Linked DNA regions of Homo sapiens: region 2 is linked to region 1. The links are chromatin loops, found by intact Hi-C in ENCODE. Cell type or tissue: mammary epithelial cell. All regions are shown on one strand. Each heading gives the region's core, and the rest is flanking DNA. Links, peaks and the distances in the headings are about the cores only. Region 1 overlaps LOC105370777 (a long non-coding RNA gene). Region 2 overlaps LOC105370777 (a long non-coding RNA gene).

Evidence for each region. A loop is a pair of places that touch in the nucleus more often than their neighbours do. Peaks named below come from ENCODE experiments on the same cell type or tissue, not always from the same donor. Only the 100,000 strongest peaks of a DNase experiment are listed, where the experiment ranks them.
Region 2: a loop joins it to region 1, with 4 times the contacts of the local background. A loop is called at or near these places in 4 of 110 quality-filtered maps.

What each region holds. Positions count from the first base shown.
Region 1 is chr15:39,108,669-39,124,534 of GRCh38, reverse strand. All of the region lies in intron 1 of LOC105370777 (a long non-coding RNA gene), which reads left to right. Among named protein-coding and RNA genes, the nearest start is that of LINC02915, 130 kb to the left of the region's middle. In mammary epithelial cell, for the core only: a CTCF peak has its summit at 8,707 (motif pointing right); DNase peaks (open chromatin) are centred at 8,654, 9,284 and 9,594; H3K27ac peaks cover 272 bases.
Region 2 is chr15:38,987,699-39,003,564 of GRCh38, reverse strand. All of the region lies in intron 2 of LOC105370777 (a long non-coding RNA gene), which reads left to right. Among named protein-coding and RNA genes, the nearest start is that of LINC02915, 260 kb to the left of the region's middle. In mammary epithelial cell, for the core only: no CTCF peak of the experiment used is centred there; a DNase peak (open chromatin) is centred at 7,224; H3K27ac peaks cover 1,612 bases.

The sequences.
Region 1 (15,866 bases), core at 7,308-9,807:
GAGGCATTTTTCTCAGCCATTTCGTGGTTGGATTGGGAGACACTGAATTTGGAAAAGCAGTCAGACAGAAGCGTTCCGGATAGCCAAGCTGTTGGCGTACCACCGAGTGCCAATTCTCAGGGTGTTACCCAGTCATTCTTGGGGTTTGTTTAAACATGGCAAGAGTTCCTGGGAAAAACCTGAGGCCACATTACTTAGCCATTTGAACTGCGAGTCCAAAGTAATTTTTTAGCAATTACAGTAGCATATGTATTTGCAGAGCAAAGACGAGTCACCAAGTCAGAGGATGTCTGTTGTTCACAGTGTCAATATGAAACATCAGCATGCTCCTGTCTTAGTTATGGGAATTGAGCCCTGGTCCATGCTCCAGCTCTGCCATCTCCAAGGTAGTATCACAAAGCTAAATTGTGCCCCTGGACTTCTTCCTGGATGTAATCTAGGACTTGCCCTGGGGATGAAGGCAGAGTTATCCTTATTCCCACTTCTACTTCTGCCATTCCACTTTCTGTGATTACTTCGATGTTTCTCTCCCTACCTCTCCCCAGCTCATTTTATTCAGCTCATTTCCTTTTGACAAGTAACCATTCACTGACTAGCGAGTACCTGATTCAAGGAATACAAGATGACCTATAGTAACTTATACTCTGTTAAATCTAGATGATGTGACTGTAGAATGAAACTAAACATCAGGTACCTCTCAAGCACCATCTTCAGCAAATCTCAAGTTTCTTGACTGCCCACATGGATCTCTTTTTTAGACTTCATTATTTTTGTTCCTGTCTCTGCCACTCAATAGCTGTATGACATTGGTAAAGTTACCTAACTTCCCTTTGCCTCACTTTCTTCATCTTAAGATTATTATGAGGATTTAATGTAGTGTATGTAAGATCCTGTTACACAGTAAGTGTTCAATAAACATTATCTACTATTATGTTATCCTCTTTTTTTCACTGCCCATTAAGAAGACTTTTTTTTTTTTTTTTTTTTTTTTTTTTTGACGGAGTCTCGCACTGTCGCCCAGGCTGGAGTGCACTGGTGTGATCTCGGCTCACTGCAAGCTCCACCTCCCGGGTTCATGCCATTCTCCTACCTCAGCCTCCTGAGTAGCTGGGACTACAGGCACCCGCCACCACGCCCAGCTAATTTTTTTTTTTGTATTTTTAGTAGATACGGGGTTTCACCGTCTTAGCCAGGATAGTCTCGATCTCCTGACCTTGTGATCCACCTGCCTCGGCCTCCCAAAGTGCCGGGATTACAGGCGTGAGCCACCGCGCCCGGCCAAGAAGACACTGTTTTATATTAAATGTCTTTCTTAGTGCCTTTCGTTTTATTTACTACATGCACTTTATTATATATTGCTTTTTTCTTTATTGTTACGGATGTGGTATCTTAAAACAGCAGCCAGATTTCATCAGTTTGGGGGAAAAGGACCACATCTTTTATTCTCTCCATATCCTACACACTACCTAACAGTGCTAGACATACAAAGGGTGCTTCAAAAATACTTGTTAATTGAATAAAGTATGAGTAAAAAGAAAGACTCTCTCTGAGTTATAACTCCATTGAAATTTCCTCAGCAGAATGGCCCCCATACTTCATAGCTGCCTCTATGTCTTTACATAACAATCTCGGTTCTTTCTTTCTTAAATCATTTTCCTCCAACCTCTGAGCTTCTTTGCCCATTAGATGGGACCAGGATCAAGTAATATGCTGTACAACATTTGATACCATTTGGTGGCTTCCTGAGTAGTGGTCTGTTTAAAGCCATAAGCATACCTTCCTAATCTTGTAGAGCTTTCCTTTAATAGGCTAATCTTAATCAGACTATCTATGTAGCCACCCTTTATCTTTCCAACCATATATTCCCACATGCTACTGCCCCAGCTCACACACTTTGGGAGGCTCTAATCATAAGAATATACGTGTAAACTTCACACAGAACTTACCTGGGGCTGTAAAAGTGTTACAGGCAGATAGAGAATGGGCCTGAGAGTTTAAGAAATTTCACCAGAAACACAGAGCAAATAAGAGGTAGGCCTAGAACTCCCCCAGGTCCTGAAACTCTAAGTTTTCTTTCTCCCATGGTAGGCTGTTTCTTACGAAATTGAAAAACTGAGATTGTAGTAAGTAGGATGAAGTCGGGATGATGTGTATATAAAATGAAACTAAGCTCCAGGTACACATCTCTTACAAAGAGCCCCACCTGGAATACAATTTCTCTGCAAACTTTACCACCCTCGAAAAAAATTGTTTGGGAGCCTCATAAAGTACCTCCTCAGACAGTATGTTAGAAAGTATGATTTCTGAAATGGGAGTGAGAGGATGAAGTATTTGCCTTCTCTGGGGTCTGGACGCAAGAGAATTATTCCTGAGAGGGAGATTCTTTCCTCATTAGTGGCAGCATGATGTATATGGCTGACCCATTACCCGCTCTCATAGGGTATAGCTGGGCATCTCTGTTTTAGCAAAGAGAATAATTCCTTTGCCATGAATGTCCATGGCTGAAGCACACAGAAAGAAGAGTAGATCTGATCAAAGAGCACATCCATGTTCACGGGTAGAACCATGGGCCCAGAGTGGGATGCTATACTGTACACAGTGAATGTGCTTCCTGCCTCCCTGTCTCCATCTGCACAATTGCCTAGCTCTGTGCTGTTTCTATGACTGTGGAGTCAGGTTGTCACTGCCACCCTCACCCTACTAAATGTCAAGATGCCCCATGTGTGAGGCAAGCTGGTGGATAGACACTGCTACTGCACGCTGACCAAGCTGCTTTTCTGGGCTTTGGCTTCCTTGGCTTTTTCCTGCAGAACTTAAAGATGCTCCCTGGAAGTGCCCGGTATCTTTGAAGCAGACTGAGGTCCCTTGAAGGTGGAATAGACTTTTCTCTCTTCTGCCTCCTAGGCAGACTGTTCTCAGAAAGTCTCTCTGCTAGAGCTGTTTAAATTCAAGCAATCAGTGATGCTTGTTACCAAGCAGTGACCAGCTTGCATAAGGACATCCTCATTGTTGCTCCTCTTTCCTCTGTGCTACACTCTCCATTTCCCCCTGCTCCTTAATAACGGGATAGCACATGAGATTTTGCTTTAGGTTTTGTAGCTAGGAATGTCAGCTAAGATAAGCATAGAGGCAGGAGAAAAGTTGAGATTCTGAAATAAAACTATTCAACCTCATTCATTACAACCCAGTCTGGCTTCTACATCTACCACATCACCAATAATCTATTTTTGTAGTTGCTTTTTTTTTTCAATTTTATTTTAGCTTCAGGGGGTACATGTGCAGGTTTGTTACCTGGGTACAGTGCAGGATGCTGAGGTTCGGGGTACAAATGAACACAGTATGGAGCGTAGCAGCCAACAGTTCGTTTTTCAACATTTGCCCTCCCCCTTCCACCTCTAGTAGTCCCTTGTGTCTACTGTTGCCATCTTTCTGTCCTTGAGTACCCAGTGTTTAACTCCCACTTACAAGTGAGAACATGTGGTGATTGGTTTTCTGTTCCTGTGTTAATTTGCTTAGGATAATGGCTCCAGCTGCATCCATGTTGCTGCAAAGGGCATGATTTCATTATTTTTTATGGCTGCATATGCATAATATTCTATGGGGATGTATATCCCACATTTTCTTTATCCGGTCTAGCACTGATGGACACCTAGGTTAATTCCATGTCTTTGCTATGCTGAATAGTGCTGTGATGAACATGCAAGTGCATGTGTCTTATTGGCAGAACAATTTGTTTTTCGTGTGTGTATATATCCAGTAATGAGATTGCTAGGTTGAATGAGATTTCCGTTTTTAAGTTCTTTTAGAAATCTCCAAACTGCTTTCCACAGTGGCTGAACTAATTTACATTCCCACCAACAGTGTTCCCTTTCTCCACAGCATCACCAATATCTGTTGTTTTTTGACTTTTTGATAATAGCTATTCTGCCTGGTGTGAGATAGTATCTCATTGTGGTTTTGATTTGCATTGCTCTAACGATTAGTGATGTGGAGCATTTTTTTCACATGTTTGTTGGCAGGTTATATGTCTTCTTTTGAGAAATGTCTGTTAATGTTCTTTGCCCACTTTTTAGTGGGGTTGTTTTTCTCTTGTAAATTTGTTTAAGTTCCTTATAGATTCTGGATATTAGATCTTTGTCAGATGCGTAGTTTGTAAATATTTTCTCACATTCCATAGGTTGTCTGTTTACTCCGTTAATAGTTTCTTTTGCTATGCCGAAGCTCTTTAGTTTAATTAGGTCTCATTTGTCAATTTTTGTTTTTGTTGCAGTTGCATTTCCAGACTTAGCCATAAATTCTATTCCAGGGCAAGTTTCCAGAATGGTGTTTATTGGGCGTTCTTCTAGGATTCTTATAGTTTGATGTCTTATATTTAAATCTTTAATTCATCTTGACTTAATTTTTGTATATGATGAAAGGTAGGGATCCAGTTTCATTCTTCTGCACATGGCTAGCCAGCTATCTCAGCACCATTTATTGAATATGAACTCCTTTCCCCACTGCTTATTTTTGTCAACCTTGTCAAAGCTTAGATGGCTATAGGTGTGAGGCTTTATTTCTGGGTTCTCTATTCTGTTACATTGGTTTATGTGTCTGTTGTTGTATCAATACCGTGCTGTTTTGGTTACTCTAGCCTTATTCTATTGTTTAAGATTGCATAATGTATTTGCTTAGGATTGCTTTGGCTATTTGGGCTCTTTTTTGTTCTGTATGAATTTTAAAATAGTTTTTTCCAATTCCATGAAAAATGACATTGGTAGTTTGATAGGAATAGCATTGAATCTGTAGATTGCAGTATGGCAGTAGTGGCAGATTGCAGTAGTGGCTGTATGGCCACTATAACTATATTGATTCTTCAAATCGATGAGTATAGAATGTTTTTCCATTTGTTTGTATCATCTATCATTTCTTTTAGCAGTGTTTTGTAGTCCTCCTTGTAGACATCTTTCACCTCCATGATAAGATGTATTCCTAGGTATTTTGTTCTTGTTGCTGTTGTTGCTATTGTAACTGAAATTGCATTCTTAATTTGGCTCTCAGCTTGAATGTTATTGGTGTATAGAAATGTTACTGACTTTTGTATACTGATTTTGAATACCGAAACTTTACTGAAATTATTTATCTGTTCTAAGGACTTTTTGGCAGAGTATTTAGAGTTTTCTGGTTATAGAATAATATTGTCCGTGAAGAAAGATAGTTTGACTTCTCCTTTTCCTATGTGGACGTCTTTTATTTCTTTCTCTTGCCTGATTGCTCTGGCTAGGCTAGGACATTCAAGTACTATGCTGAATAGAAGTGGTGAGAGTGGGCATCCTTGTCTTATTCCAGTTCTCATAGAGAATGAGTCTAGCTTTTGCCTGTTCAGTATGATGTTGACTGTGTGTTTCTCATAGATGACTCTTATTATTTTGAGGTATGTTTCTTTGATACCTAGATTCTTGAGGGTTTTAACAAGAAGGATGTTGGATTTTATCAAAATATTTTTCTACATCTACTGAGATTATTATATAGTTTTCAAAAATTCTATTTATGTGGTTAATCACATTTATTGATTTTTCTATGTTGAACTAAACTTGTATCCCAGGAATAAAGCCTACTTGATCCTGGCGAATTAACTTTTTGATGTGCTGTGGGATTCAGTTTACTAGTGTTTTCTTCTGGATTTTTGTGTGTATGTTCATCAGGGATATTGGCCTGTAGTTTTCTTTTTTTGTTCTGTCTTTGCCAGGTTTTATTGTGAGGGCGATGCTGACTTCATAAAATGAGTCAGGGAAAAACCTCTCCTCCTGATTTTTTTGGAATCCTTTCAGCAGTGTTTGTACCAGCTCTTCTTTGTATGTCTGTTAGAATTTGGCTGTGAATTCACCGGATCTGGGCCTTTTATGGTTAGTAGCCTTTTTATTACTCATTTAATTTTGGAATTTGATATTGCCCTGTTCAGTGTTTCAGTTTCTTCCTGATTCAATCTTGGGAGATTTTTTCCAGGAATTTATCCATTTCCTCTACAGTTTCTAGTTTGTGTGCACAGAGGTGTTCAAAATAGTCTCTGAGGATCCTTTGTATTTCTGTAGGATCAGTTGTACTGTCATGCTTGTCATTTCTGATTGTGCTTATTTGGATCTTCTGTCTTTTTTGTTAATCTAGCTAACAGTCTGTTGATCATTTTTATCCTTGCAAAGAACAAATTTTTGGTTTTGTGGAATCTTTGTATAAATCTTTGGGTCTCAATTTCATTCAGTTCTGCTCAATTTTAGTTCTTTTCTTCTGCTAGCTTTGGAGTTAGTTTGTTCTTGTTTTTCTAGTTCCTCTTGGTGGGTGTTAGATCGTTAATTTTGAGATCTAACTTTTTGAAGTAGGCATTTTATGCTATAAACTTTCCCCTTAACACTGCCTTTGCTGCATCCCGTAGATTTTGATATGTTGTGTCTCTGTTTTCACTTATTCAAATATTTTTTGAAATTTCTGCCTTGAATTCTTTGTTTACCCCAGAGTCATTCAGGAGCAAGTTGTTTAATTTCCATGTAATTGTGTGGGCTTAAAAGATCTTCTTGGTATTGAATTCTATTTTTATTCCACTGTGGTTCAAAAGTATGTTTTCAAATTTTTTGAATTTATTGAGACTTTATGGCTGAGCATGTGGTCAATCCTGGAGTATATTCTGTGTGCAGATGAGAAGAATGTATATTCTGTAGTTGATAGGTGGAGTATTCCGTAGATGTCTATTGGGTTTAATTGATCAGGTGTCGAGTTTAAATGCAGAATTCCTTTGTTAGTTTTCTGCCTTGATGATCTGTCTAATGCTTTCAGTGGGGTGCTGAAGTTCCCCACTATTATTGTGTGACTGTCTAAGTCTTTTCACAGGTATAGAAGTACTTGTTTTATGAATCTCAATGCTCCAATGTTGGGTGCATATATATTTAGGATAGTTATGTCTTCTTGTTGATTTGAACCCTTTATCACTATGTAAGGTCCTTCTTTATCCTTTTTTTTAATGTTGTTGTTTTAAAGTCTCTTTTATCTAAGAATAGTGACCCCCTGCTCTCTTGTCTTTTCCATTTATATAGTAGATCTTTCTCCAACCCTTTACATTAAGCCTATAAGTGTTGTTGCATGTGAGATGGCTCTCTTGAAGACAGTAGATGGATAAGTTTTCTTTCTTTATCTAACTTGCCACTTTATGCCTTTTAAGTGGGGCATTTATACCATTTACATTCAAAGTTTATATTGATATGTGATGTTTTGATCCATCTTGAGGTTGTTAGCTGGTTACTTTGTAGTTTCTATTGCGCAGTTGCTTTATAGGGCCTGTGGGCTATGTGCTTACATATGTCTTTGAGGTAGCAGGTATTGCTCTTTTGTTTCCATGGTTGGAACTCCCTTAAGGATGTCTTGTAAGGCTGGTCTAATGGTAACAAATTCCTTTAATGCATGCTTGTCTGGAAAAGATTTTATTTCTTTTTTGCTTTTGAAGCTTGGTTTGGAGAGAGATGGAAATCTTGGCTAGAATTTGTTCTCTTTAAGAGTACTGAAAATAGGCCTTAAATCTCTCCTGGATTATAAGCTTTCTGCTGGGAAGTTTGCTGTTAGCCTGATGGGGTTCCCATTTTGTGTGATCCGCCCTTTTTCTCTTGCTGCCTTCAAGATTGTTTTCTTCAGTTTTGACCTTGGACAATCTGGTGACTATATACCTTGGTGATGTTCATTTTATATAGTATAAGTGTTCTCCGGATTTTTTGTATTTGAATTTCTACCTCTCTAGAAAGATTAGGGAAGTTTTCTTGAATTATTCCCTTGAATATGTTTTCAAAGTTGTTTACTTTTTCTGCTTCTCTCTTGAAAATGCCAATAATTCATAGGTTTTGTCACTTTACATAATCCTGTATTTCTCAAAGACTTGATCATTTTTTAAAATTCTTTTCTTTTTATCTTTGTCTGACTGGTTTAGTTCAAAAGACAGGTCTTCAAATTCCGAAATTCTTTCTTCTGCTTGGTCCAGTCTATTGATAAAGCTTTCAATTGTATTTTGAAATTCCTTAAGTGAGTTCTTCAATTGCAGACACTCTGACTGATTTCTTTTTAAGATGTTTATCTCTTCTTTCATTTCTTGGACTGCTTTATAAGTTTCCTTGTGTTTATTTTCAACCTTGTCTCGGATCTTGTTTAGCTTCCTTCTAATCTATGCTTTGAATTCTTATTCTGTCATTTCTGAGTTTTTGCTTTGATTGGGGACCATTGCAGGGGAGCTCGTGCAATCTTTTGGTCATGTCACTACATTCAGATTTCTCATTGTGCCAGAATTCTTGCACTCATTTCTTTTTATCTGGAGACTCTGGCATTTTTAATTTTTGTAATTATGTTCATGTGAGTGGGTATTTTTCTTTTTCTTTATTTCTTTCCATATAATGTTATTATTTTCTGTTTCCCTTTTCACCTCTCCCTAGGGGATATGATTATAGAGAATGCTGGATAGGGTCTTTTGGGTTGTTTCTATAGCCCTATGCATTTCTTTCAGCAGGTTTTATATTGGGCAGTGCAGTTTGACCCACAAGCCCATAGATGACATTTATTAGTAAGAGCTGGCTGCAGCCAATGTGGCTGGGTATGTACTTGATTATTCCTTACTGGCAGAAGTTCTCTGTTGCCTCAGGCAATGGGCTGATTCATGGAATACACAGTCATCTGAGCTCCCTGCTTAGCCACCAGAGTGCAGGGCCCACTAAGTGTAGGACCAGACCAGGCAGGGTTGCCTACAGATCCCTCAATGGCAGGCACAAGCACCAGCACTGAGGGAGAATCCAGTGGGCAGCCATGAAGCACCTAGAGATGTGCCTACACATGGAGCTGGGAAACCTCCTTGGCCCCAAGTTCTCTGCACCCCTGGGTGGGGAATGGCCTAAACTTCTAATCCAGGAGGGTGGGTGCTCCAGTTACCTGGAGATCTGCCTAAGCATGAAGCAGAGAGGGTCCCCCAACACCAAGATCTTTGCACAGGAGGAGTGGGGTGACTCAGACTGCTGAACCAGGAAAGCAGTTGCTCTGAGTGACAGGACATCTGCCTGAGCATGGAGTGGAGAGGGCCCCCCGCCTCCCCAGCCCATGCATCAGGATCTCTGCACAGGAATGGTAGGATAACTCAGACGGTTGAACCAAGTGAACAGTTCCTCTGAATGCCTGAAGATCTGCCTGGGTGGGAGGCAGAGAGGGCTCTTCTGCACCAAGCTATCTGCACAGGAGGGGTATGGTGACTCAGGCAAGCTGGTGCTCTGAATGCCTTGAAATCTGTTTGGGCATGCAGTAAAGAGAGACTCACCACACAAGGTCTCTGCACAAGAGAGGTAGGGCTATTCAGGTTGGTAGACTATACAAGTAGGTGCTCTGAATGCCTGGAGACCTGCCTAGACAAGTGTCAGAGAGGACCCCTGCACCCCATACTACAATCTATGTCCAGGAAGGGTTGGGTGGCTCAGGCTGCTGGACCAGGCAAATGGGTGCTCCAGATACCTGCATTTTTGCCTGCATGTGAAGCAGGGAGAGACCCACTGCACCATAATCTATTTTGAGGAAGGGTGGAGCAGCTCAAGCTGCTGAACTAGGAAAATGGGTGCTCCAAATGTCTGGAGATCTGCTTGGTCATGGAGCAGAGATAGCCTTGCTACACCACAATCTATGTACTTAAATGGTGGGGTGACTCAGGCTGTTGAAGCAGGTGAATGAGTACTCTGAATGCCTGCAGATCTGCTAGGTGTGGAGCAGAGAGAACCTGACTGCGCCACAATCTATGTCCAGGAAAGGTGGGGTAGCTCAGGCTGCTGGTCCAGGCAAGCAGGTGCTCTGAATACCTGCTATTTTCTCTGGGGATGGAGAAGAGAGGACACCACTTTGTACCCCAATCTCAGGAAAGCAGGGTACGTACACCAGCAGTGGCACATGCAGATCAGTTCCTGCTTGCCAAGCTGGACTTTGCTGCAAGTGTTGCCACCCAGGAGAAACTGCAGCTGTAGTATCTCTACTCCTGCCCCAGGCTTGGGATGGGGGATAGCATATTTCCAGGGTCTACTTCCGAGGCATTTCCCACAGTTGTAGCTGTGGATGTCCCATACCCTGCTCCAGAGCAGGTGCTTCAATTTCTGGCCTGAAACTACAATGCTTGCATAGCCAGACTGCCAGGACACCAAGGAATGGCTGACTTTGTATGCACCTGGATTAAAAATGGCATCCTGCTTTGAATCTTGGGTCTTGAAAAATATCTGCAGCTTTTCCTGGTGTCTTTTCCTCACAAAGTCTTCAAGCCTCTCCCAAGTTAGCTGCAGGGCTTGGTAGGAGACAGTGGAAAGGTGAGCCTGAGTTGTTCCTATTCCTGATTGGAAGGTGATTCACAGAGGGAGGCTCTCTGCCTCTCTTGTGTACTGGGGTTTCACTTACTTTTATCAGCTGACGCTGTCATGTGGGCTGTTTGCTGGCATTCTCCTTTCCAGGACCTGCGGTGTCCTTCCCAATTCCAGTGGACTCCCATTTTCCTTCTTGAATTAAAGCTCACAGAGTTTATCTTTTTGTACTATCTTGCTATTTCCAAGTGGCTGAGTCACGCTGAAAGCCTCTAATATGCCATCTTGGGGGAAAAAAACCCTTACTGTCACAAAATCTTCATCTTCTTTGATGTTTGAACAAATGACATGAGCTGTCTAACATAAACAGGGACCTCTTGATCCTTTTAAAGCCATCCTACCCACTGGCTTCTAAGACACCAAATCCTCTGCTTTCTTCCTTTCCCTCTGACCCTTCCTTCTCAGGCTTCTTCTCTGTCTCTTTCACCTCTGTTCTCTAAATGTCAGAGTAGCCTGGGGCTTAATCCTTCTACATGCTCTTCCTATGTGAATTCATCCACCAGTGTGGCTTTAAATAAATAACTTCTCCATGTTGATACTCCTGAATCTTTTCCTTTACTTTTTTCTTTGTGTTATAACCTCCTTGCCATCCCCACTTGCATATCCTAAAACAAATACATCTAAAACAGAGCACTTATTCTTCCCCAAACTGCTCACTTGATGTTCTTTCCCCATTTCAATAAGTCGTACCTTTATTGACCCAGTTGCTCTTGAAGAAGCCCAGTAGTCATCATTTTGACCCCTCACACAAGCCATTAATAGATCATATCATTTCTGCTCTGAAATAGATTTTTGAATCTGCCATTTTCACTGCCACTATCTCAGTCCAAGCCACCATCATGTCTCATGTAGATTTCTGCAATAACCAGCTAACTGGAGACCTTGTATCTATTTGCCCTGTGTCCAGTAATTTCTCCATTCAACCATCAGAGAGATTCTTAAAAATATATATATCAAACTGTGATGCATTCCAGTAAAACCCTTCAGTGGTTTACCATTGCATTTAGAATAGAAATTTAGAATCCTTAACATGGCCTACATGACCTGCATGATCTGACCCTCACTCATTTCTCCAACTTCATACTGTTCTAACATTTTCTTTCACTGCACTAGCCTTAAGGACTTGCTGTCTGTTTCTCAAACATCTAAGCTATTTTTGATTCAGGGCCTTCAGATGTATTGTTCCCTGCTACCTGGAATAGCCTTCCTTTAGACTTTCCCTATGGAAGTACTAATTATCCTACAAGTTTCAGCTGAAATGTCATTTCCCCAGAGAAATATTCCTTAACTCTTGTGTTAGTCCATTTTCACACGCTATAAAGAACTTCTCTGAGACTGGGTAATTTGTGAAGGAAAGAGGTTTAATTGACTCACAGTTCCACATGGCTGGGGAAGCTTCAGGAAACATACAATCATGGCAGAAGGCGAAGGGGAAGCCGACACCTTCTTTACAAGGCAGCAGGATGGAGATGAGAAACTGCCACTTATAAAACCATCAAATCTCGTTAGAACTCACTCACTGTCACGAAAACAGCATGGGGGAAACTGCTCTCATAATCTAATCACCTCCCACCAGGTCCCTCCCCCAATACATGGGGGCTACAATTCTGATAACAATTTGAGATGAGATTGGGGTGGGGACACAGTCCAGCCAATTAACCCCTAAATAAATTAGATTGCTATTTGTGCATATTTTATGTATGTTTAATACCTACATATCTTCCTAACTACTAATTTTGAAACATTTTGAGAATAAGTACTGGAGGACTGTAGGTCACACTCCTCACTATATATTATATTTCACAGATAACATAGTACTTGGCACATAATGGGTAATGGTTTGGCTCTGTGTCCCCACCCAAAACTTACCTCAAATTGTAATCCCCAGATGTTGAGGGAGGGACCTGGTGCAATGTCACTGGATCATGGAGGCAATTTCTCCCATGCTGTTCTTATGATAGTGAGAGAATTCTCATGAGATCAGATCGTTTAAAAGTGTTTGGCAGTTCCCCCGTCATGGGCTCTCTCTATCCTGCCACCTGGTAAGATGTGCCTTGCTTTCCCTACAACTTCTGCGTGATTGTAAGTTTCCTGATGCCTCCCCAGCCATGTGGAACTGTGAGTAAATTAAACCTCTTTTGTTGATACATATATATACATATTTTTTTTTTTTTGAGACAGAGTCTCACACTATCACCTGGGCTGGAGAGTGCAATGGCACAATCTTGGCTCACTTCAACCTCCACCTCCCAGGTTCATGCCATTCTCCTGCTTCAGCCTCCTGAGCAGCTGGGATTACAGGTGCATACCACCACACCCCGCTAATTTTTTGTATTTTTAGTAGAGACGGGATTTCACTATGTTGGCCAGACAGGTCTCAAACTCCTGACCTTGTGATCCGCCCGCACTGGCCTCCCAAAGAGCTGGGATTACAGGCATGGGCCACCAAGTTTGGCCGGGTAATATCTTTATAGCAGTGTGAGAATGGGCTGATAGAGTGGGCACTCAGTGCATCTAAATGGATTGATTGACTAAGATTTGGAAGCTGTAGGGCCTCTACAGAAGACTGACTGATTAAAATTACAGAAGACAATTATGAATTCCTCTATTCTTTTCTTCATTTTCAGTTCTAATATTGTCAGTTGCCAGGTGTTCTATCTTCACAGTCTGTTTGGACTATAACAGTAAATCTTATGAAATTCTTCAGACATAGAATCATAGGTAGATGGAGCCTTCTTGAGTACCTAGTCAAATTATTATCTGATATGTACATTTCATCTTCAAAATACTCAGCATGTAACTACCCTTTCTCTGCTTGAAAACTGTACCTGCAGGGACATGGAATGCTTTATTTTCTTTGACAGTTGATTGCATCTTTGGACATCTCTAATTGTTATAATGTTGTTTTTAAGTATTCATATCAAGTCAAAATTGATCTTCAGTTCACCTGGAACTTCTATCCATTGATTTAATCATGCTCTGCAGAGTCACAGCAAATAACTTTTTAGCTATAGTTGTCCTGACTCCATCAAAACTTCTGGTCTCCAAAAAATTAATTGCCAATTTCTTCAACTATTTCTGAAATATTAATTTTTGGATCAATCTCAGAATTCTATACTTGGTTTCCTTGTTACAAAACAGTTTTCCAAGGCACTAAAACTTGTGTGACTCAAAACTGACCACAATAGTGGAGCCTTATGACAGGAATAGAAAAAATCCTGCACCAAGTCACTTTTTTTCATGGTACCATTTATTTAATTGGTAGCATGTGTGGGCATGTGAAGTGGGCACAGTGAGCCTGGTGGGCAAAATTGCCTTCTGGATCTTTGGTTTGGATTCGGGATGGGATGTTGAATGTTTGTAGTCTGTAATTTAAGTTATTCCTACAAGGATATTATATGTTAATTTGACCCTTAAAAAGTAGTAATCACCTCAGTTCCATCTCAAGAGCTTATGGTCTTAGAAATCAGAGCAGGCAGCTGATATAAAGTGGAAAGAGATTAGGGCATGTGCTGTTTAAATGATCCATTGTAAGACAGTCTTGGTGGTAGGAAGAGCATTTTTTTTCTTTTGTGGTAAGAGGATAAGAAATGATGTGCTTTATGTGCTGAAGGAAGGGGAGGTATGAGTAATTCTTTCCTATGCTTGGGGATGGTGGTGGTGGACATGCAGACAATAGACACAGAATGCCTTGATCTTGAAATCACTGCTTGACATGGAATAGTTAGATACCAGCCAGTCAAGAAAATTCTCCATTTTACCAAATTTAGAGATTTGATCTTGAGCCCTAAGCCCAGGAGAAGATGTATATAAAGGTAGCAGACATGAAGGGACCTTCACTCTCAGCGTGAGGTGCTTCCTTGATGAGGAGGCAGCAGGTCTGGTTTTTATTTAACTGCCTCCTGCTATCATAGCATATTAGAAATAAAATTACATTGACATCCAATGTAGAGGAAACATACCTCCTCATCAATGAGACTTGTCAGTCTGAGGTTTTGCATTTGAACCAAGGTCTTTAGCAGTTACCACATAGGTTGCAACTGGCAGAAGAAGGTAGGGACCCTCTGACTAAATCTGATGGCATATGTAACCACAAATATGGAGAAGAGATGTATTAAAAATCTCCAACCTATAGTTTATTTTCTGACAATCTGATAAGAAACATCTCCTAAATTTTCCGGAATAAGTGAAAATTCCGTGATTCCCATGGTAGTCTTAGGATCATTGCCAATAGTGTAGAAGTGTGGCCTGGTTTGACAAAGTAATCATCTCTCTTCCCAATACTCCTAGTACTGAGATGGAGACCTCACTCTGGCCTTCAGTCATCTATTCCACCTTTTTTCTCTGTTAGAAAAATCTTCATGGAGTGGCAAAAGTTGTTTACCTGAAGCTCACAAGATGTATCCAGAAAATATCACCAGGGATCAGATCAAGCCTGACCCCCATTTTGTAAGTCAACCTGTCAACTACTTGAACATGTTCTTCGTGTTGCATAGGTAATGTAGTGGTGAGGTATTTGGATTTGGAGCCAGAAGAGTGCATGTAAACACGGGGAACACTCCCTACAACATAGTAAATACACAATAAGAATAAACTGTTATTTTTATTCATATTCCTAATTTCCTCAACTTTTCTTTACAATATGATATGCAACTTTGAGCATACAGACCTTACTTTTCTATATATTCAAAGTACAAATCTTGTCCTCATAGTGAAATTAGGTGTCAGTATTCTTAGAGATAGGGTGGACTGAGACACTCAATCATCACCTACCCAGAACTTCTGACAGTTATGCTAGGGCTATGGAGAGAATTCTGGAGATGAGTCTCAAGTCTCCAAACACTATAGATATGAGGCTTTTATTATCTGGCTCCCATTTGCAGCCTGCCATTGGTGACAGGTCTATTGTAATATGCCCAGACAATTGAAATCTTTAGTAAAGTTATTAAACTCATGAAAGGTTAGATAAGGTGGATTTTTGGTAAAAACCAGAGAAGAGTCTAATCTTCGTGCCTGAAATGATGCATACAAAGATGTTCATGCATGGAGCAGAAAGAAGCATGAGGAACGAGCCAATGCCTAGAGATCAGGGGAAGAGCTGTGGGCAGTTGCAGTTTGGTTCAAGTTAAATAAGATCTCCAAGGTGCAAGCATACCTCAACTAACATTCCTACCTTCAGTTCAGTTTATGCCCTGATTGAATGAACTTTGTCCTAGCTCTTCCTTATTCTCTCATATCAATGTAAGAACTGTGACATGTTCATCCACTATAGTAACTAAGGTCTACTCTTCACCTGCTTGTTCTGGGCCAGTCACTCTCAGGATTTCCTTCTCTTTCTTTTTTCTGTCTCTCTTAAGTACTTCTGCGCTTTACCTCTCTTTCCCAAAGAGAATTACATCTGAGGAATTTGCAGTGAAAAATTACTTCATGAAAAATGAATGTAAGTCTCTTATGGCAGTTCTACAGAATGCTGAGTTAAAC
Region 2 (15,866 bases), core at 5,736-8,235, 120 kb after region 1:
ATCAATTTTAAAGTACCTTGTGGTGCCAAGAAAAATGTATATTCGATTATTTTGGGGTGGAAAGATCTGCAGATATCTATTAGGTCCACTTGATCCAGAGCTGAGTTCAAGTCCTGAATATCTTTGTTATATTTTCTGTCTCGATGATCTGTCTCATATTGACAGTGGGGTGTTAAAGTCTCCCAGTATTATCGTGTGGGAGTCTAAGTCTTTTGTAGGTCTCTAAGGACTTGTTTTATGAATCTGGGTGCTCCTGTCTTGGGTGCATATATATTAAGTATAGTTAGCTCTTCTTGTTGAATTGACCCTTTTACCAATATATAATGCCTTTGTCTTTTTTGATCTTTGTTGCTTTTAAGTCTATTTTGTTGCTTTTAAGTCCATTTTGTAAGAAACTAAAATTGCAACTCCTGCTTTTTTCTGTTTTTCATTTGCTTGCTAAATTTTCCTCAATCCTTTTATTTTGAGTCTATGTGTGTCTTTGCATGTGAGATGGGTCTCTTGAATACAGCACACTGATGGACTTTGACTCTTTATCCAGTTTGCCACTCTATGTCTTTTAATTGGGGCATTTAGTTCATTTACATCTAAGGTTAACATTGTTATGTGTAAATTTGATCTTGACATCGTGATGCTAGTTGGTTATTTTGCAGACTTGTTTATGTATTTGCCCCATAGTGTCACTGGTCTGTATATTTCAGTGTGTTTTTTGTAGTGGCTGGTAACAGTTTTTCTTTTCCATATTCAGTGCTGCCTTCAGGAGCTCTTGCAAGGCAGGTCTGGTGGTGATGAATTCCCTCAGCATTTGCTTGTCTGAAAAAAAAATTTCCCTTTCACTTATGAAATTTACTTTGGCCAGATATGAAATTCTAGGTTGGAAATTCTTTTTTTTTTGTATTTATATCACATTTATTTTTATTTTTGAAATTTCACATTTCATGTCATTTTCATTTTTTTTTATTATTTTTTATTTTATTATTATTATACTTTAAGTTTTAGGGTACATGTGCACAATGTGCAGGTTAGTTACATATGTATACATGTGCCATGCTGGTGTGCTGCACCCATTAACTCGTCATTTAGCATTAGGTATATCTCCTAATGCTATCCCTCCCCCCTCCCCCCTCCCCCCACCCCACAACAGTCCCCAGAGTGTGATGTTCCCCTTCCTGTGTCCATGTGTTCTCATTGTTCAATTCCCACCTATGAGTGAGAATATGCAGTGTTTGGTTTTTTGTCCTTGCGATAGTTTACTGAGAATGATGATTTCCAGTTTCATCCATGTCCCTGCAAAGGACATGAACTCATCATTTTTTATGGCTGCATTGTATTCCATGGTGTTCCTTGATGAACATTGATGCAAAAATCCTCAATAAAATACTGGCAAACTGAATCCAGCAGCACACCAAAAAGCTTATCCACCATGGTCAAGTGGGCTTCATCCCTGGGATACAAGGCTGGTTCAATATATGCAAATCAATAAATGTAATCCAGCATATAAACAGAACCAAAGACAAAAACCACATGATTATCTCAGTAGATGCAGAAAAGGCCTTTGACAAAATTCAACGCTTTATGCTAAAAACTCTCAATAAATTAGGTATTGATGGGACGTATCTCAAAATAATAAGAGCTATCTATGACAAACCCACAGCCAATATCATACTGAATGGGCAAAAACTGGAAGCATTCCCTTTGAAAACTGGCACAAGACAGGGATGCCCTCTCTCACCACTCCTATTCAACATAGTGTTGGAAGTTCTGGCCAGGGCAATTAGGCAGGAGAAGGAAATAAAGGGTATTCAATTAGGAAAAGAGGAAGTCAAATTGTCCCTGTTTGCAGATGACATGATTGTATATCTAGAAAACCCCATTGTCTCAGCCCAAAATCTCCTTAAGCTGATAAGCATCTTCAGGAAATTCTTTAAGACTGTTGAAAATTGTCCCCAATCTCTTCTGGCTTGTAAAGTTTCTGCTGAGAAATCTGTTGTTTTTCTGATGGGCTTTCCTTTTTAGGTGACCTGGCCTTTTTCTCTGGCTGCCCCACACATTTTTTTTCCTTCATTTTGACTTTGGAGAATCTGACAATTATGTGTCTTGGAGTTGATCTTCTCATGGAGTATCTTACTGGGGTTCTCTGGATTTCTTGAATTTGAATGTTGGCCTGTCTTGCTAGGTTGGGGAAGTTCTCCTGGATGATATCCTGAAGTGTATTTTCCAACTTGATTCTGTTCTCCTCATCTTTTTCAGGTACCTCTGTCAGTCTTAGGTTCAGTCTTGTAACATAATCCCATAGTTCTTGAAGGTTTTGTTTGTTCCTTTTCATTCCTTTTTCTCTAATCTTGTCTGCCTGTCTTATTTCAGCAAGATTGTCTTCAAGCTCTGATATCCTTTCTTCTGCTTGGTCTATTTGGCTATTGATACCTGTGTTTGCATTATGAAATTCTCATGTTGTGTTTTTCAGCTCCTTTAGATCATTTATTTTCCTCTCTACACTGATAATTCTGGTTAATAGCTCCTGTAATGTTTTATCATGGTTCTTAGCTTCTTTGTAGTGAGTTAGAACATAATCCTTTAGTTCAGCAAAGTTTGTTATTTCCCATCTTCTGAAGCCTACTTCTGTCAATTCATCCATCTCAGCCCAGTTCTGTGCCCTTGCTAGAGATGTGCTGTGACGTTTTAGAGGAGAGGAGGCACTCTGGCTTTTTGAGTTTTCAGCATTTTTGTGTTTTTGCATTGATTCTTCCTCACCTTCATGGGTTTATCTACCTTTGATCTTTGAGGCTGCTGACTTTTGGATGGGGTTTTTGTGGTTTCTTTTTTGTGGATATTGTTGCTTTCTGTTTTTCTTTTAGTAGTCAGGTCCCTCTTCTGTAGGGCTGCTGTGGTTTGCTTGGGGTCCACTCCAGCCCTTATTCACCCTGGTCTCTCGTTCCTGAAGATATCACCAGTGGAGGCTGCAGACCAGCAAAGATGGCAGCCTGCCCCTTCCTCTGGGAGCTCTGTCCCAGAGGGGTACTGGCCTGATGCCAGCCGGAATGCTCCTGTATGAGGTGTCTGGAGACTCCTGTTGGGAGGTCTCAGTCAGGGGGAGCAGGGTCAGAGACCTGCTTAAATAAGTAGTCTGTCTGCCCCTTGGGAGGGCAGGTGTGCTGTGCTGGGGGGAGTCCCCCTTGTCTGGGCTGCCCTGACTCTCCAGAGGAGCAGGCAGAAAAGACTAAGATCACTGATCCAGGATACTGCAGCCACCCCTCCTCCTAGGATTTCCTCTGGTGGTTATCAGTGTTCTGTCCATAAACTCCTGGCTGGAGATGATGGTGAGATTCCCACAGGGAGGCCCCGCCCACCGAGGAGGACTGGATCCGGGTCCTGCCCCATCTAAGGGAAAGTGGCGACTGGAGCCGCAGTGATGGTGGCCGCCTATTCCCTGGGGAACTCCGTCTTCTTAGGCAGTTTGTAGTCCACTGTGCTGACAGACAGTGATGCCAAGCCAGTGGGTTTTAGCTTGTGGAGTTCCATAGGAGCGATGCTACCTGTCTCCCTGGCTTCAGCCCCCTCCCCACGAGAGTGGATGGATCTCTTGCCTCATGGGAGTTCCCAGAGCTGGAGTATGTAAATACTCCTGTGTCAGTGCCTGCTCAAAATGGCCACCCACAGGAACAGCCCACCGGAGCAGCTGCCATGATTCTTCACAGCCTTGTGCTTTGGACCCAAGGCTCTGGTAGTGTAGGCTCAGGAGGGGCCTCCTAATCCACAGGTTGCAAGGATCCCTGGGAAAGCCCTGGTTTTCAGGGAGGGGAAGCACAATCCCTCACCGTCTCCCTTGGCTGGGGGAGGGAGTTGCCTTTGCTGCATGCAGCCCCCAGGTGGGGTCTTGCTCTACTCTGTTTTTGCTTGCTCTCTGTGGGTCACGCCAACCACCTAGTCAGTTCCTATAAAAAGAACTTTGGTACTTCAATTGAAGATGCAGAGTTCACTCAGTTTTGTCCTTCTTTGTGGGAGCTGCAGAGTGGAGCTGCCTCTATTCAGCCATCTTAGTTCCACCCCAAGAAGACATTTCAAGTCTACCAACTTACCAAATGTTTTAACTTAATATTATTAGTAAAGGGACAATTAATATCATTTGCCTTATTTTAGAAATGACTGAGACTACCTCATCATCTATGTAACATTTCCTCCGAATGTATTTATTCTAAATCTAGTCATGAGGAAACCATATAAATTCAAAATGTGGGATATTCTGATAAACAACTGGCCTGGACTCTTTGAAGCAAGAGAGATTGATCCATGTGAAAAGTGTATGGTTGTCTATTGAACTATTCTTGAAACTTTGCTCCTAGTGAGGGAACATAACACAGAATAAATTGTCAAAAGAAAACGCATCAATGGGCTCTGAGTAGAATGCCTAAAGTACAGTCATGTAAATCATATGCATGTTTCAGGTATGCTTAAACCCACATCACCCCCATTTTTAGGAGTTCTTACTTTCTGATTTTCACTTGGGTTTCACATAGGAAATGTGTTGGACTGCTAAGCGAGAGTCTCTAATATAAGTAATAAAAATAGCCATGAAGAAAAATACAAGCATATATAAAATAACTGTATCATTAGTTGCATAGCAAAACAAGATTGTGAAGTGTCCTTTATAATCTTGTATTATTACAAAATATAAATTGTAAAGAATATTCTCCTTGTTGTGGCCATCCAGCATCTTATGCACAACATTGCTATTAATGGAGAAATTCCCACCTTGTATATTCCTTTTGTCCAAGAAGAGCCAGACTCTCTCCCCTAGATTACCTTCTAGGTGCATCACAAGGGATGTAGTAAATTGAGTTCTGCCAATCAGATACATTCATGAAAGTCTTTTGTAATTGATTCATGTGAAAAGAGAGTATGCAGAGTCTGTCTTTCAGTAAGCAAGGCAGAAGAGGTACCAGCCTTTTGATGCAAAGAATGAAAAACTTTGTGTCTTGTAGTCACCAGCATCTTCACTGCAATCTGGAAGGTCTGGGCTGCAGCAGGCCTTGATGTGTGGCTTGGGTACCATTCCTAGTTGTATAGCCCCTACTTTGGTTCTCTGGCTCTCTAAGAAAACTGGTGAGCATCCTAATTTCCTTTGGCAAAGTTCTTTTCTGTTTAAACTAACTAGAGTAAATTTTGGTTTTGCTAATGAGAACCCTGTCAGGTATGACACTAACTGACTTCTTGATTTACCATTATCCATGGAATCTTAGGATAGTCTGTTAGAAAAGTACTACTCCATTGGACACCCTTCTACCATTTTTACATCTGCATATTCAGTTTTACACCCAAATAATTATATGTTATGAGCAGTGATGACAGAATGTGTTATTAAACATAAAAACATGAGAACTATTATAATGTTTACAAGGTCATAACTTCATTTTTAAAGATGGGCCAACCTGGTGGTTTTTGGATTATGAAAACACTTCCAAATACCTTTCAGTGATCTTTTAGTTTGTCAAAATCTCCATCACATCTGGTGACTTTGAGATATTTAATCCATATGTTTCTAATTTACATTGAGTCAACTCATTCCAGTAAATCTCCAGGATGATAAAAGAGTGCTCAAGAAGGTAAAGAATCTGTTAATGAATTTTTTTGCTGGTCGTATATTCTTGAGCACTTCCAGTCTGGGAGAGTTGGAAATAAGTTCAGAACTTGGCTCAATTATTTGTCTTTATCTCAATATGAATTTCATTTGAAACTGAATCATGGCACTATACCCTATGCTACTTGTTTCCTTGGTAGTCTACCCATTCTTCATTTTGTGCGTAGCTGAAATACAATCTGGATGCCCTCATGAGTTGGATTCATTTTTCCTGGTTTAAAGTTTACATGACTGGAAAATGTCAGTGATTTAGGTCCACACTGATAGAGTACAAAATAATTTTTTTCCACCCCATCAACTCCATTTGCTTTGGATTTAAGCTGAGGGACACAGTTATTGATGAGGCCATAGCAAAAAGAGTGTTAAGATTTTTGTAGTTCTTGGCTAAACACTCCAGCTCCCTGCTACCAACTATCACCAACCAATCTGTCCCAATTAAACTCCATTGAATTAAGCTTCTTAATCCAATAGGCAAATTCACAACTCACTGGCAGTATTTTATTTCTGTTGCATAAAATTCAGCGTCCACATTAGTGTATGTCTATCCCAGGAGGCTGTGTGCCCTCTCCCCAATAGTTTCTATTCTTGGAAGAGATGTTAGAATGACTGGGGATGAGATCATAACTTGGGGCACAAGTTAACCTTAAAATTTTTTTAGGAACTTTATTCATTATCAACAAAAATGTATTGAACCCTAGATGTATTGAACCCTAGCGTGCTGAGGGGACTGGGCTAGCTACTGTAGAGGATGTCATATACCATTCTCCCCTTCTTCAGTATGCTCCAACCATATTTACAGTCTTTCAGTTCCATATCTCTGCAAGGTATTTCTTGCCTCAAATCCACATACACGCTGTTCACTCTGCCTGTGTGCACGTCCCCTCCTTGTTTATTCCCACAAATAGACATTTGTTATTCCCAGCTGACTCTTCCTTATCCTTAAGGCCTCAGATTAAATGTACCTTCTTCAGAGAGGTGGTCTCTCATCACCAAATATAAGTTCTTCTTCCTGGCACCCACTGCCTTTATTGTACATCATAATCTGTGATTATTCATTTAATTGTTTTCTTGTTTAATTTCTCTCTCCCACAAAACTATAAGCTTCACAAGGGCAAGGACCAAGTCTGTTCTGTTAACCACTGTGCAACCAGGGTTTCTAGTGCAGGGTCTGGCATGTGGCTGACACTCCACATAAACCCATTGAGAGGTAGTTTCCTGTTCTCATTTTAATCTGATGGAAAATGTGTTTAATTAAACATGTAAATAGGTTAGTAGACAGTATGTTTATGTCCAAGAGACGAATTCAATAAATAAATACACAGCTATCATTCCCTAACAGTAGTTTCTTCTGCAAATTAGTCTAAACAGAGATTTCCTGGCATTCTCTTCAGACATTGCTGTGAACTTGGGCCAAATAATAAAGGTCATAAAACTTTCTCCCACTCAATTCATTTGTGCTTATATTATGTTCGCTCCAAAGCTGGAGGAACGGAAGTGGCTTTTCATCATTGGGAAATGAAAAAATGCAATGAGTAACCCATTGTTTTGATACCATTTTATATTAATCATCTGAATGCTTCATTTCTCTCATCCTTGCTGTTAACTATTCTTACCAGAAGTTAATAAGCTTCCAACATTTCTGTACATGAGCTAAGAGAGAAGAAAAAAAAAAGACTAGGCATGATTTCAAATTATTCCAGTCATCTGTCCTGTTTGGGTGACCTGCATTCCTTCAGTCTACCAGTAAAATGCTAGGCATGCCTGACTGAGTGAAAATGGAAGACAAGCCTTCAAATTCCATGTTACTGAAGTGTTGAAACCAGTTTTAATGAAACATGGGAAAACAATAGCCAACAAGGGGAAGTCTGGAATTTCATAGAATTAGAGACTTGAATTTCATAGAATTAGAGACTTCATGTCTTCCCTGTTGATTCCTTGAAGTCATCTCCTAATGAAGGAACCCTTTCTCCAATGACCTTTAATTAGTATTGTTTCTGTCCCAACCTTTCTGCTCTGCTGCCTTCCATATGATGGGAATTGGGAAAGTTGAGCAGCCACCTGGGGTGCTATGAAAGATCAAGCACATTGGAGGCCCTTCAGATATCCATAGCACAGTAGACATTGGAAACACAATGAGGAAAGGGCACATAGATGTCCCATAACCCATTCACCAGAACACAGTATGGATAAGAGACAGGAGAAGGGACAGGGATATCTGTTTCTGTCTTCACTGTCAACAAAGCTTCAGAATTGGCCCTCCATCTAAATAGTCTTTCATTTTTCACACCATAGTCAACCTCTCTCATGACCTAAAATGTCCCTGCCCCATGCAATACAATCTATTTAGAGAACCCAATGCCCTAGTAGGTGCTGGGCCTTCTATTTCCCACTACAATCACAAAAAGAACAGCAGTGGCTTTTGCCCTTGGGAAGCTCGTTGTCTTGGAACTGGGGGTGAAAATGGGGATTGCTAAGGGGACCTGGAAATACGGCAATGTATTAAGTTCCATAATGAAAGTATATCAATATACTGTGATAATACAGAGGAGAAGAGATTCCACGTGGAGTTTTGGGAATAGTGGGAAACCTTCTAGAATGTAAGTTCCCCAAAGCCAGTCACGGGCCAACCTTGTAAGCCTTTTTTTTTTTTTTTTCTGGATATCAGTCTCAGGCCTGCTACATTAACTTCTTTCTGCACACCTGTTCATTTATTTGTGTATACATGTAGTCATATAATTAGAAGAATAGCCATTGAATTTGTATTATAGTTTCAATTTATGTTAAAGAATACTGGATCTTCCCTATAATATATAAAACAAATTTAATACCTATTTTTAGTGGTATGCTGGAGCTATTCTGTAACTGCATGTTAGAGCCAATTATTAAATCTCCAGGAATTTTGTGAGCTACTCACTTGCAATCACCTATAACAGGAATATTCACACCAAAGAAATTGGCAAGTTCTGCAGATCAGGACTTCCCCGTCTCCATGAAGAGCTGGTTATTAAACATTGAACAGCATACCTTTGCTGTTGAAAGGAAAGAGTGAGAAAGTAAAAAGAATAAACTTTCACACCTAATAAATAAAATCCCTATTCAGATTTATTTATTCATTCATTTAAATTTATTTAATAAATGTGAAATACAGAAGAAGTTCTGCAGCTAAATTCACTGACTATATGGAGCTTACAATCTAGTAGGAGAGCCAGATGATACACACAAACATAGTGGAGCAAAATATTCTCATCTTAGTCTGTCATTTCCTTCACTACCATAGAAGACTCAGAAGGAAGAGTAGTGTTTTTTCTTCTCCTACTCTGAGAAGCTTTATCTGCATTTGGGCTGTGCAATCTTTAATAAATACAGTGATGCAAGCTTTCCTGAAGCCGATCCCCCACCTCCAACAAATAAATGAATAGGCTTTTGTTTGGCAAGTAAAGGACAAATGACAGAGGCTGCTACTGAGAGTAGAGAGGGAGTACTGGCCTTCCCAGAGGAAAAAGTGCTGGTGTGTGTGTTTGATCTGGGAGAGCTGTGTACTTTAGGGGTTTAGGGGAGTGGATAGGAAGGGGGCCATCAGCTATAGCGTGACAGGATTGGTACCTTCTTCCTATTCCTATGGTGTACATATGAAATGCTTTGAGGGGTGACAGGGGTTCCAAAGGAATGGCACATGGAAGCCCGGAGGGCATCACCAGGAGGAGCAGTTTTCAGAGCACAACTAAAGATGCTCAGACAGCAAGAGGCAGTAACATTGACAGGGCTCTTACAGTGTTCTGGACACTGTTGTAATCCTTGTGCATGCTTTAACACTGTTAATCCACACAACAGCCCTGTGAGAGGGGTATTGTTTTATGCAAGAGGAAACTGAGGCACAGAGAAGCTGGGGAATTTTCCCACGCAGCTAGAAAGTGTCGATTTCATGCTTGGTTCATTTGGCCACAGAAGCTGTCCTCTTAACCAGTATATTATGTGACCTCATCAAATGAACATACCCACTCTAAATAGACCACAGGGTTTAGACAAAGACCATTTACATAGCAATCATCTTGTTTGGAGGGCTAAGAACTCTTTCTCTATTTTCAGAGCAGTACTTAAGCCCCTAAATTTCAAGGCAGCTCTGGAAACGAAGGGCCAAGCTGTGAACTGTGACTGAGATTGGATTTCTTGCTTCTCTGGCAAATGGGGGCCTTAAATCAAATAGAACAAGTTCTCTGCTTCTCTGCCATAAAGGAGGCCCCAGTCCAGAGGGCTCTGAGATAGGTAAATAAGCAAATCCAATCTCATCTAAAGGTGCTGCCAAAGGCGTCCCCTAGGGACCTCTCACTTGTCTGACACCACCTTTGAGAGAGGTTTCTGCTCTCTAAAAGTCTGTAGTTAGAAAGCAAAGGTTCCAGCTGCTGATGGAGTGCTCAGCCTCTCCAGCCCCACATCTATGACAACATTTGGCTCGCCAGCCAGCCCTGCCCTCCTGCTCAGTTCTTTCTGTTCCACGGACCTGGGAAGGACTTTTCTCGGTTGGTGAGCATGTCTTCATCAGAAAGTCTTCGCAACTCTGACAAGATAAAAGGCATGAACCAAAGAAGAACATGATAGGGAGAGCAATTCAAGTAACATGCAGAGAGGTCCCAGGCAGGCAGAAACACAGGGAAAGGGATGGGTATCCTCAGTGGTAAAACTGGCAGCCATGGCCAAGGTTCATGTCCTTTCCTCTCTTACTGTTTGATTATTAGAGTTTTGCTCTTTCTCAAATGACACTCATGGCTCAGGCCAGCCCACCAACACACTAGTGCTCAGTGAAGCTTCAAGGAAGGCTATTGGGTGCTGAGTTCTTTCATCAGTCTCTAGGCTTTCACTCTCAGTAGTAATTGACTTCTCAAGTTCTATCTGCCTTCAAAGACGAGAAAAAAAGCACTAACTCAGCCCGGTCCCTTTCCCATTTTTCATAAGACACTGAAAGAACCACCATAATTTTTTATATACATAGATTAGATTTACTTTAAAATGGGCATGACTTATCATGGTGAGTGTTTCACAAGTATGTTGGAAACGTATTTAAGGCAGGGAAACTTAAGCCTTTCCACAGTTACTTACATGCCCTGTGAAAAGACAAAGTGTAAATGCCTCAGCTGTCAGCTTAGCGTGATATAAATATATTTTGAGTTATTGTGAAATTGACCTCTCTCTCTGAAGGACGCTTGGGAGTTTTGCCCTTTGGAATCTCATTGGTCCCCCTGAGTTTCTTTTTTGTCTTGCTTACTGCCTGTGAGCCTGCTGTAGGCCTTCAGTAGAAAAGGATGCTTTTGAGTCTATGTGCTCATGCAGTATGTCATTTTGAAGAAAGTCAGCTGCAGTCATAACTGCATTCGCTAAATTGATAAATTCTTTGTGTGAGCTTTGTTCCTTTCCATACAATTCTTTCAGAGGCTCTCTCACCTGTCAGAGATTCTGGAGAGAAAGCTATGAATTCAAGAAATCTGTTTAAAAATATGTCCATTAAGAAAACTCCTCTTTGAAAGCTGAGTCTTCTAAAAACTCTTACTATCGCTTGCTAAAATTAGTTTAATGCAAATACATTGTATAATTGAGTTTAATAGTGAGACTAAGTAGAGAATATTTGCCTAAAATGGCCAAAAATGGCTAGGAGAAGTTTATTCCTATATTACCTATTCTTTGCCTCCTTTTTTGCTTTTTTTCCTCATCTTTTGGCCAAATAAATAAAGTACTGGAGAACCATCCATTCAAGTCCGCTTTGCCAGAATATTTTTCTGGAATTTTCCCTTCCATTCCACAATCCTACTAAGAAAAATTTCATATTAGTGAGCAAATATTTCCCTCCTAAACTGAAATTCTGTTATTTTAGTTCCCACTTGCCAAAGGCAGCGTGATTTGAACATTCCTCTTCACTTAATATCAATCCCCATCAGATAATCATTAAATGAACAGAGGCTGCAGGTTAGAAGGAATGCTAACAATGCAGATAAAGTCCTCATAACTGGCAGCTATGAATTAATTCAGCCAGATCACAGCCCAAGAGGGAGACTGTCAAAAGGAGCAGAGGGGGCTGGGAGAGTTGGCTTTAGTGCCTATAACTTACAGCACCTTCCCCTAGGCCAAGCAGCCTGGCATTTCATATCTAAAGTCATCACAGGAATGAGATGAATTCCATTGTCCTATCTGGCGACTGCTCACCATGGCAAGTCAACCCTCTGTGACTGTTAGAAAGGGAAACAGTCATGTATTTTCACCCACAGGAATGAATTAAAGTGACTGACTGTGAGGGAGCAACTGACCCAACTAGGGGACATTAGGCAAAAGGTCAGTTGACCTCTGGAGCCATTCCATTTCTGGTTTAAGGCCTTGAGAGAATACATGAACAGAGCCTTGGGGAACCAGAGTTCTAATCTTACCCCCTGCTCCTCCTTTCATCTCTCTGAATAGCCTGCTTGTTGATTGGAACTTACCTTCACCATCAGCAAGAACTGACTATTTTGAATTTCTGAGCTCCATGGCCAAGCTCCGCTCGCTTTGGGTTGCTTTGTGTCCTCAACTAACCATTTCAGGCAGGGAAATGTTAGTGTATTCCTGAGTTTCACCAGTAGATGGAAGCATTTTTGACCGTGTGACACTTTTGGCTTCCTAGTCCTAGGAAAAAAAACAATCTTGGATTTCTAGGAAGAGCTGCGAAGCTGAGGCACCAGACCCTTTGTCTGACACAGTGCCTTTTCTGTGTATAAAATACCTTTCCATATTTAAAAAGTGTGAATATTTTGAGAAGAATCAGAAAAGAAGAAATTAGGAAATGGTCAGAGTTTACTTTCAATAGCAACAACTACCTATGTCTCTTAAATCTCTCACACTATTAATTAAGCAATGTAAAATGAAGATCATGATTTATAACAACTTCTAGTTTAGAACAGATATAGTTCTATAGTTCTCCTTAAAGCCCAAAGTATCTTATAAACAAAACACTCCATCCTTAACCAAAGGCCAATGGGAGGAAATAGTTTGACATATGTACTCTGCTCAGCTGGCTGCTGGATTCTAGAGCAAATAATCTTATCATTGAGACCTTATTATAAAATTTCCTTGACCTATGTGTCCTAAGGTTGGTAGGTTTTATTTAGAAACCATAGAATATACTTAACAGAAATGTCAAGGAGATTGTAGGTTATTGCTAATCATTGGCAGTAATTTAAATATAGAGCAATTATGTGTCTTGACATAGTTGATAACTAGATTTTGAAACTGAAATATATTCACTTTCTCACTCTGTACCTCCTAAAGCTGAAACCCAAGGCATGTTCAAATAAAGCTTTGAATAACTTTTCTGCCACTGAAAGAAATTACATCTATAGCCTACGGTTTGAATCATATCAGAAGGAAGACTTGCAGCCCTTGGTGGTATTATATGTCTTATACTAGGGCATTCTTCAGCAAAAGCTCCAGTATTCTGTGATAGCTAGGGGTATCCCAGGGGCACTTTAGGGTATCTGCATATGGATCAACCTAGAAACTTTGCTGATATACTCTTCTAAATATGTTCTCTTCAGAGTAGAGGGGCTAGATAGATAGGTCATCTACATATATATAGTTTCTATATTAACATATAGATATGTGTGTATATATATATGTGTGTATGTGTGTTCATAAAAACACCGAGAATGAAAGGCCACATAACCACACAAGAGAGAATGCATCAAGCCAATGTGGATTTACTCATTTAATTCTGTAATCCTAGAGCTAGCCCTAGCTAGTGCTGACCTTGAAATAGAGAGTATTATGACAAATAAGAGAAGGTACAGTATAGTATTTCCATCCCACCACTTATTTTCTTCTCCAGATACTACTGACATAAGTCCTTTATTTCAGAGACAAGTTTCTTAAAGGAGTTGTCCGTCTCTATTTCTATTTCCTCACTTCCTACTCTTTCTTCAACCTACAGAAATCTAATATTTCCCCTTAACACCCTGACATTTCTTACACAAAGGTGATCAGTGACTTAGACATCCTTAATCTAATGGAAACTGCATTGATTATTTTGACTGCCTAGCAGCATTGAACATTATTCCTTCTTTGTCAAAACAATCTATTCAATTGCTTCTATAGCACACTCTCCTCTGGCATGAGCTTCCTCCATGCCATTTCCCCAGAACTACACTGTTGGCCTTCTACTCTTCTCACTTTATAGTCTCTCCCCAGCCCATTTTGTCCACTTACTACCTATATACTGATTTTTAATCTATGCCTATACCTCAAACTCAGATATGTCTCCTATACATAGACAGGTACTTAAGAATACATACTACAGTGTTTTTCAAACTGCAGATCCCAACCCATTAGTGAATTTGAAAGCCATTTTGTGAGTAGAGATAAGCATTTAAAAGTGAAATATGGTAGGGAATAGCATAGCATAGCATAGCATAGCATAGCATAGCATAGCATAGCATAGCATAGCATAGCATAGCATAGCATAGCATAGCATAGGAAATATCCAGTGACTCACATGTAGGTAGAATTATGAAACTTTTTTTTATTTGTGTGGAAGTATGGGATTGTGATGTTTTTTACTCTGGATCATGGTCAAAAACATTGAAAAGACACTGGTCCACAACTTCAAGATACTATAAATTAGGTAGCTCATAAACAACAGGATTTTTGTTCTCCCAATTTTGGAGGCTAGAAAGTCTAAGATAAAGGCACTGGCAGATTTGTTGTCTAGAGAGGGCTTGATCTCTGGTTCATAGATGGTGCCTTTGAGCTGTGTCCTCACATGACGGAAGGGTCAAACAAGCTTCCTTAGGCCTCTTTTATAGGGCAGTAATCCTATTGATGAGGGCTCTGCCATCATGATCTGATAACTCTCCAAAGACCCTACCTTTTAATACCATCACCTTGAGTGATAAGATTTTACTATATGAACTTCAGGGGAAACATTCTGACCACAGCACAGGGTAACATAAAAGTTGAGCTGAATTCACAGACGGTACACCTTACCAGACTGCTGAGGGATTTGGACAACACAATGTTTTAAGACAGCAACCAATCTATCCGTAGATTTCACCGTCTGAGAAATGCCAAATAAAGTATTGACCATTTGGACTATTCGGCTGACCTAGAATGGTTTTTCTTAAGTTCAGAGAAACCAGTTACCTAAATTCTGATCTTATGTAGCAGCCATGAGAGTTTCTACAGAAAAGATTTCCAAGGATTTGAGAAAATGATAATGATGCTATGAACCATTATTTTGGTAGCGCCTTGAAATTCATCTTTACTTCTCCTCAAGGGCTACTTTTCCGGGCTAAGGCTTACATAAATAAAGCAACATTTATCCGTGCATATACAATACACACCACCCTACTTTCTAATGTAAGATTTTACAGGCAGTTAATGGACTGAGACTTGATTTTATTTCTAGTAAGTGTATGAGTATGAGTGAAAATCCTGACTCAGACTCCAAACTAAGCTGATCTATTCAGTTTTTGCTGCTCCTCCCCAACAATAGAGCCAGATTCTAATTTATGCAATAGTAAGCATGTTCTTATTAGGAGGAAAATGAAGAAAGTCTTGCTAACAATTATCAGCAGTAATATCTAATTGAATCCATATATGGATTCATTTTCTGATCCAACCAGAGGAGTTACAAGTTTGCCTATGAGGCAATGAAACATTTTAGTTATTCCTGAGAATACCAGGGTCTAACCAGCTAAACTCAGTGAAAGCAAATCAGGCTTTTCGTTTGTGGTTGCCTACCATAAATTTTGATTCAGCCTTGAAGGGTTAGTGTTATTTCTGAAGTTACGTTGACCTTACTTACCTAAACCACAAAGTAAATAAAAGGATGTCTAATGAATACATAGTCTTTCAGAGGGTTTCTCGTTGAAGGCTGCAGTTCTCAATTTCTATTGATCATAATTTCTATACATTTATGGAATGGAGAAAGTCTGCAGCTCTTCTCTTGAGGTTATTCAAGGCAATTGATTCATATAGAAATACCCATCTTCTTTGCCATACAGCCAGCTCTTCCTGAGACACTTTTAGTGGAAGAGATGGGAGCTTAGCCATTACTAGGGTTGGAGACGCCACTCTTTTCTCTCTTGGTGTGACCCTTGTTCCAGGACCTTTTCTATCTGTAGGACAAACAGAAATGCTCTGTGAACAGTAAGTGAAGCTGGAGCTACAAAAGCATGAAGCCCTTGGAGGGAGGCATCGGGGGCTCAGGACATCTGCA